2 separate regions of the Homo sapiens genome follow, and region 1 is linked to region 2. A link is an interaction called in ENCODE POLR2A ChIA-PET data of the cell type or tissue named here. Cell type or tissue: PC-3. All regions are shown on one strand.

What was found. ChIA-PET counts read pairs that join two places held together with the same protein. Peaks named below come from ENCODE experiments on the same cell type or tissue, not always from the same donor. Only the 100,000 strongest peaks of a DNase experiment are listed, where the experiment ranks them.
Region 1: POLR2A ChIA-PET joins it to region 2 with 7 read pairs; 1 of 35 experiments calls an interaction of 5 or more read pairs at or near these places.

Annotation. Positions count from the first base shown.
Region 1 is chr1:17,865,136-17,869,135 of GRCh38, reverse strand. No RefSeq gene overlaps it. Among named protein-coding and RNA genes, the nearest start is that of ACTL8, 110 kb to the right of the region's middle. In PC-3, no CTCF peak of the experiment used is centred here; a DNase peak (open chromatin) is centred at 2,475; H3K4me3 peaks cover 443 bases; H3K27ac peaks cover 855 bases.
Region 2 is chr1:17,199,468-17,203,467 of GRCh38, reverse strand. No RefSeq gene overlaps it. Among named protein-coding and RNA genes, the nearest start is that of PADI1, 3.7 kb to the left of the region's middle. In PC-3, no CTCF peak of the experiment used is centred here; no DNase peak of the experiment used is centred here; H3K27ac peaks cover 1,495 bases.

The sequences.
Region 1 (4,000 bases), 670 kb before region 2:
CCAAGCTGGGCCCTGGGCCCCGGCAAGCCAGCCTTGGGCTTGAGTGCTGGGTTCTGGATGCTTCTGGGACCTCCAGGAGGCAAGGCCACAGGGCCCCCACACCCCAGGACTCCACAGAGACTGCCCTGCTGTCAAGGAGTCCTAGAGCTCCCTCCATCGGAGCTAGGCCCCCTGGATAAGCGACCTGTTTGTAGAGACAAGGTGCTCACTCTACTCTGAGCTGTCAGTCAAGGCACAGGTCCTCACTCTGAGCCACAGAGCCCTACACAGTCTCACTCCCATTACTCCCCTGACCTTCTCTGAGAAGGTCCCTAAAACTCTGTTCTTCCCGCACCAGCCCCACTGATCTCCTTGCTGTTCTTTCAACATGCCAGGCACATGCCTGACCCAGGACCTTCGCACTGGCTGTTCCATTTGCCTGGAACACTCTTCACTCAAATAGCCATATTGTCAACTCCCTCACCTCCTTCAAGTCTTTGCTTAAATGTTATTAGATTGGTGCACCAAACCTAATACCTTCTTGGTTAGGCCTTGTGTTAGTCCACTTCATGTCATTATAAGGAATACCTAACTCTGGATAACATAGAAAGAAAAGAGGGTTATTTGGCTCACAGTCCTGCGGGCTGTACAAGCATGGCGTTAGCATGTGCTCAGCTTCCAGTGAAGCCTCAGGAAGCTTTTACTTCTGGCAGAATGTGGAGAGGAAGCAGGTGTGTCACTTGGCAAGAAAGGGAGCAAGAGAGAGCAAGAGAGAAGGGAGGAGGGGCCAGGCTCTTTTAAACAACCAGCCCTCGCATGAACGAATAAAGTGAGAACTCACTCATTATCATGAGGATAGCACCAAGCCATTCATGAGGGATCCACCGCCATGACTCAAACACCTCCCACCAGGCCCCACTTCCAACACTGAGGATCACATATCAACATGAGATTTGGAGGGAGCAAATATCCAAACTATATTAGGCCTACTATTATTGCCCTATTTAAAATTGCTTTTCCCTTTTCCTTTCTCTTGATCACCCTTACCGTGCTCTGTCCTCCCGGCAATATGATACCTCTCACCTTCTCACACACTCTGCAATGCACGGATTCTTATGATTATAATCCGTCTCCTCCTGCTGCTGTTTCTGGATTCTTTCACTTAGCAAAACGATTTTGAGGATCATCCATGCCGTTGCGTGGATCGAGTTTATTCCTAGGAGTTTGAGACCAGCCTGACCAACAAGGTGAAACCCTGTCTCTACTAAAAATACAAAAATTAGCCGGGCGTGGTGGCACATGCCTGTAGTCCCAGCTACTCAGGAGGCTAAGGCAGGAAAATTGCTTGAACCTGGAAGGCTGACGTTGCAGTGAGCCAAGATCGCGTCACTGCACTCCAGCCTGGACAACAAGAGGGAAACTCCATCTCAAAAAAAAAAAAAAGTTTATTCCTTCTTACCGCTGAGTAACATTCCGTTGAATGGATATACCACATTTTGCTTACCCATTCTTTTGTTGATGGATGTTTCGATTGTTTCCAGATTTTGCCTGTGATGACACCTCTCACCTCTCACACACACTATGATGTACATGTTATTAGGATCAGAATCCATCTCCTACTGCAAGGGCAGCGCTTTTGTTCCCACATGGTGCCTGCCACACCCTCAGTGCTCTGTCAACATTTGTTGAGTGAATGCAGGCATGTACCAGTGGACCCTCGAGCATCACACTTACAGGTAAGGACATGCATGTTCCTACCTGTGGGTCCATCTGCAGAGGCTCTCTGACTTGGAAGACCTGTCTCAAAATGGGTAAAGTCCCAGGCCTGACCCTCCCTAGATTTTAATCCTAGCTCTGCCATGGGCTGTGAGGCCACCTTGGGCAAGGCATGTTGCCTCTCTATGCTTCCAAGTCCTCATCTACAAAAAGGAGATAATCATGATTACTGCTACCCTGTTAGGTAGAAACTAATTATTATGTCTATTGTGCAGATGGGAAAACTGAGGTATAGAGAGGCAAAGTGAGAATGAAATAATTGCAAAACAGCTGTCATCACTCAGGTGTTTGCTGAGCCTAGAAATTAAAACAGAGAGGACACAGGAGGCAGAAGAAGGCTGGAGTAAAAACCTCAAAATAGACACTAGGACTGACCTGGAATAATTTGTCCCCAATCCCTGTATGATGGAAAGTAAATTTGCTAGGACAAAGTGAACCAAGAGCCAATGTCCGCCATGTGGACTAAAAATTATCCTCAAGCATCAGTGCAGGAAGGTCCTTAGAGATAATCAACCCACGTACCCACTTTCCAAATGAGAAATGAGGTTCAGAGAGGGAAAGCCACTTGCAGGCAATCACACAGCCGATAAGAGTGTGAAATCTGGGATTTCAGTAGGCTCTGGCTGACATTTAAGCTCTTGCCCTTTTTGTTGTCTGATTTCATATTGATTCATTCTCCAGGAAGCCAGCTCTTGCCCAACTCCTGAGTCACCGAGGGGGCTAGAATCCAGTCACTCTGGAGCAGGCTCTCTGGAGGCCATGAAGATCCCTGATCCTGGGTTTGTGCTGAGGCAGCAAAGCCACTCATAGGCCAAGAGAAGGGGTCTGTGGGGTATGGGGCAGGATGCTTGTGTGCAGCTCAAGTGCATCGGTCAGATCCACAATTGCCAGCCACAGGGGCAGGAAGCAGAGGCCAGCAGGGACCTCCAGGAACAACTGGCTTGAGGCTTTTCGGGGACATTTTTTTCTTGCTTGCTCAGAAGCAGTGATTTCTTGTCAGGAAGTGAAGAAGATGTCTCAGCAGAGTCTGAATTTAAAATAATTAAAGCTGCCATGTCCCCCAGGGCCTAATAGAAAATTTAGGACTACGTACAAGAGTGAGTTTTACATGCCAATGGGAAGGGGAAAATGATGGGGGAGGGGTGTTTAATTCCTATACTCAGTCTCTGTTCAACAAAACTATCCTGGGTCCAGCACCAGGCAGGACAAGGGGGAACAGGCCAGGCACTGGGGCAGGTGGGGATTCAAGGATGAGTAAGATATGGCCTCGGTATTCACAGAGCCCACAGTCTGTTTAGAAGTAGGCCAGTCCCACGGTGTTGCCTGAATCTAGCCAGATGCAGCTCCCTCCACCTCAGTGGTCCTCAAGGGGGCAATTTTTATCCTCCAGGGAGTACTCGGCAATGTCTGGAGACATTTTTGTTTGTTGTAACGGGGAGAGTGGGCGGCCTTGCTACTGGCCTGTAGAGGATGGAGGCCAGGATGCCCCTAAGCATCCTACAGAGCCCAGGGCGGTCCCACAACGAAGAATGATCCACCTCTAAATGTCCATGGCGCTGACGATAACAACCCTGCTCTACACAAGGAGTTTTATTTTTATTTTTGTTTGTTTGAGGCAGGATCTCTGTTGCCCAGGCTGGAGTGCAGTGGTGCAAGCATGGCTCACTGCAGCCCCAACCTCCAGGGCTCAAGCGATCCTCCCACCTCAGCCTCCCAAGTAGCTGGGACTATAGGTGCACACCATCACGCTGGCTAATTTTTTTTTTTTTTTTTTTTTTGGTAGAGACAGGGTTTCACCATGTTGCCCAAGCTGGTCTCAAACTCCTAGGCTCAAGCGATCCTCCTGCCTTGGCCTCCCAAAGTGCTGGGATTACAGGCATGAGCCACCGTGCCTGGCCTAAACAAGTTTTTTTTTTTTTAAACCAGGGATTCTAGGACCCTTACAAGGCCCAGGGATGTTCTTCCAGAAACCCAGGTATCTCCCTAAAATCATAAGCAAAATTGGGGGTCTATGTGTACATATGAATTTTTCCAGCCTGACAACCATTGTAAGTTTCAGTTCCGTTTTAAGACTAGATATCAAGCTGAATTGTTTGACTGTTTTGTGCTCAGCACAGGCAGGGGGTCCTTAAAGACTCCCACAAAGACCTTGCCTCTTCTCCACTTAAGTTCTGAACAAATTGGGAAATAAGACAAAGGATTCACAGATGGAGGCCAACATGTCAGCTCTGGTATAGATAAAGGC
Region 2 (4,000 bases):
ATAGTAAAATGGCATAAACATTTATTTGGTTACTTTTGATTTTGAAGATATTTTTGAAACCATCTTTCTTATTGCAAATGTTATTGATCTGCAAAGTTCATTACACCTGAAGTCACCAAGACAAAGTCTAATTTTACCCCATGGATACAGAACCCAGGGAAACAGGTGTTCAGGGATGGTTTTCCATCACCCAAACCCCAAACCTCAATTTACCAGGACCTCAGTCATTTTGTTTAACAGCATTTATTGACATAAACGTGTCCATTTCTTATGGAATGGAATGCAGAGTGGAACAAGCAGTTTCCTGCAGAGCACATGGGTGTGTTCCCATTAGAGAAGATTAAATGGATGGATGGATGGATGGATGGATGTGTGGGTGGATGGATGGATGGATGTGTGGGTGGATGGATGGATGGACAGACAGATGGATAGGTGAACGATAGGAAAAAGGGAGGCAGGAAGAAAGGCAGGCTGGTGCATAAAGAGCTGTCTAAAAAGATGATGATGATGATGATGGTGATGATGGTGATGATGACAACAATAATGGTGATGCAAACACATATATGGCCCTCACCATGTGCCACTGTTTTAAGACCTCTCCATGTATTCATTTACCTAATCCTCACAATAATACTGGGTGGCAGGTATCAATCAAGCCTGGAATGCCAAGTTCAAACAGACCACATGGATGTGTAGGATGTGCCCTTGGCCAGTTGTGGGCAGGGCCAGGGCCCAGGCAGGTCATGGTGTCTTAAAAGAATGTTCTTCGGGCTGGGCACAGTGGCTCATGCCTGTAATCCCAACACTTTGGTAGGCCGAGGCGGGCGGATCTCGAGTCAAGAGTTCAAGACCAGCCTGGCCAACACGGTGAAACCCCGTCTTTACTAAGAATACAAAAATTAGCGGGATGTGGTAGCAGGCACCTGTAATTCCAACTACTTGGGAGGCTGAGGCAGGAGAATTGCTTGAACCTGGGAGGTGGAGGTTACAGTGAGCCAAGCTTGCACCACTGCACTCCAGCCTGGGCAACAGAGCAAGACTCTGTCTTGAAAAAAAAAAAAAAAAAAGAATGTTCTTTGAGATAGAGGAAAGAGGAAAGAGAAAGGGGGGCAAGGAGGGAAGAGCAGAGGGAGGCAGAGAGGAAGAGAGGAGGATAAGCACATCTCTATTTTACAGCAAAAGAAACTGAGGCACAGAGAAGTTGGGGACCCTCCCAAGTCCATGGTTGGAAGTTGGTCCCATCAGGATTCAACCCCAGGCCATCTGACCCTGGTGGGCTGATTGCTGACTAGATCCCTGGGAGGCAGAATATCAGGTCATTTCTTCCCCATGCTTTTGTGTGTTGTTTGAATCACTTTCATGAGCAAACAACATTTTTACTGTTGGAAAAAAAAAAATGAAGCCACCCTCATTATTCTCTCTTCGAGGAAAAATAAGATGCATTTCCTCCTTTTGGCTTCTCTCCCCACCCTCTGCTATTCCTTCCCCGCCTCCCTTTTTCAGTCTTCCAGCTCAAAGAACATTCTTTTAAGACACCATGACCTGCCTGGGCCCCTGCCCTACCTACAACCCACAAACAACACATCCTGCACACCCATGCTGTGGTCTCTTTGAACTTGGGATTTCAGCCTTGATCGGTCAGACTGGGGAGGAGCGAGGGTGGGAGACCTCTGTGACATCACTGCCTCCTTCCCCTCTGAAGGAGGACATAAAGCTGGGAGGCCGGCCCCACTTAGCCTGAAACGGGGCCCCATGCAGGGTAGAGGCCTGCCAGCTGCCCGGTGACTAGGGGACTGTAAGACGACCCCAGGAAGCCCCTGGAACAACCCAAGAAACCACTATAGGGAAGGTGGCTGGTGCTGGGGCTACAATGGCCAGGGCTTCATTTTCCCTGTTCTTCAACAATTTTTTTTGAGCACCTAAAATGTGCCAGACATTATTCTGGCCCTGGGGATACCACAGTGAACAAGATAGACCAAGCCCCTGCCCTCGTGGGACATCGTGGAGAGCAGGCAGGTAGAAAGCTGGTGGGATAAAAACTGTGATACCAGGAAGTGATTCAGACAAATAAAATAGAAGAGAGGAGGGGATGGTGTGCTGTTTTGAGTCAAGTGATCAGAGAAGGCCAATCTGAAGAAATGATATTGGAGTAGAGAGCTGGAAATGAGACCTTAGTGATAATGACATAAACATTTATTTGGTTACTTTTGATTTTGAAGATCTTTTTGAAATAATCTTTCCTATTGCAAATGTTATTGATCTGCAGAGTACATCACACCTAAAGGCACCAAGGCAAGTTCTAAGTTTACTCCATGGATACAGAGCCCAGGAAAACAGGTGTCTATGGTCTAAGATTCCATGAACCTAGTGTGGCAAGCTGGGTTTCCATTAACAGCCGGAGCAGCCACTCTCTCTCTCACACAGAGAGAGAGAGCCCTTTCCTCTCATTCTGATGAATGCATAAGTTAAACATTAGAGAACTGAAGAAAATGGTGCCCGAGTATGAGGGCTGGAATGTGAAAACAAACCTGTTAAGACCGCTCCTGGGTTTTCTCAGACCCGAAAGTCTGATGAAATAATGAAAGTATTCTTACACATACACCTCATACCAGGGCCCACTTAGGATTAAGAAACTTTCTGCTGGGCACAGGGGCTCATGCCTGTAATCCCAGCACTTTGGAAGGCTGAGGTGCGTGGATCACTTGAAGCTAGGAGTTCCAGACCAGCCTGGGCAACGTGGCGAAACCCCATCTCTACTAAAAAAAAATTAACTAGCCAGATGTGGTGGTGTGCACCTGTAGTCCCAGCTACTCAGGAGGCTGAGGCATGAGAATTGCTGGAACCCAGGGGCAGAGGTAGCAGTCAGCTGAGATTGTGTCACTGCACTCTAGCCTGGGCAACAGAGTGAGGCTCTGTCTCAAAAAAAAAGATTAAGAAACTTTCCAAGGCTCTAGAAAAAGCTTCCCAGACCCTAGACCCTAAAGATTAGATAAAGATGGAATGAAACAGACCTACTCTCTGGCAACGTATACTCCCACACGTAGGCATACAGCTTAGAATGTAGACAACACTGGGGGAAAAACTTGTACTTTCGAGTTGGTCTGGTGAGTTACTCCGATCTTCTCCCTGTAACCGGTTACAGAAATAAACTCCCTTCTTTCTCAGTCTGTCTGCATCTCCTTATTGGACCACGAGAGCAAGCAGCCTGACCTCGTTCATCCGGAAACACTAGGATCACCCCCGACAACCCCCCAGTCTCCCTATTTACAAAATGGGTTGTTAAGCTGGATCAGAGTTTCCAAACTCAGGCACCTTCAGGAGGGCAGGCAGATAATAGATATGTGTGACGCTACCAGCTGGGAGAAAATAGGGAGGGGTGGTAACTGCTGCAGAGGGGACAGAGCCTGCTGGGCTCATGCGTTAAGTCAGTGTTTCTCAGAAACAGAATACTGAGGTCAAACAAAACCCATCGGTAGACCAGACCTAGCTCTTGGGCCATGAGTTTGAGCCCCCAGCATTGGTTATTTTGTGTTGGTGGGTAAGGAGAGGGGTGGAGGGAATAACTCTGGCTGGGGAAGTCATTTGATGCCCTTGAGGGTAAGCAATGTGGGCCCCAGTGAGGCTTGCCACCATCAAGGCATGGAAATTGCCTGCCTCAGGCCTTGGGACCAATCAGGGTAGGTTCTGGGTCTACTTGTGTTGCCGACACCAGCTGTGGGCTCTTCTGGTCCGGGGGACCTCTCCCTAACACACATACACACACACACGCTGCCTGCTGTGCCTGAGCTCACCTAGAACCCCATGGAGGAAGGTAGGGAGGATCAGCAGAGCCCAGTTCTTGTAACCCCCTGTCTGAGACCGTTCTCCCCTCCCAGCACCCCCGGGTACTACAGGGACAGTTCCACTTGCTCTCCAGGATCACCCAACTTCAAGCTGGAAGGGCCCCCGAAACTATCAATCCAGCCCCTTCACTTTCCAGCTGGGTAAACCACAGCACCGA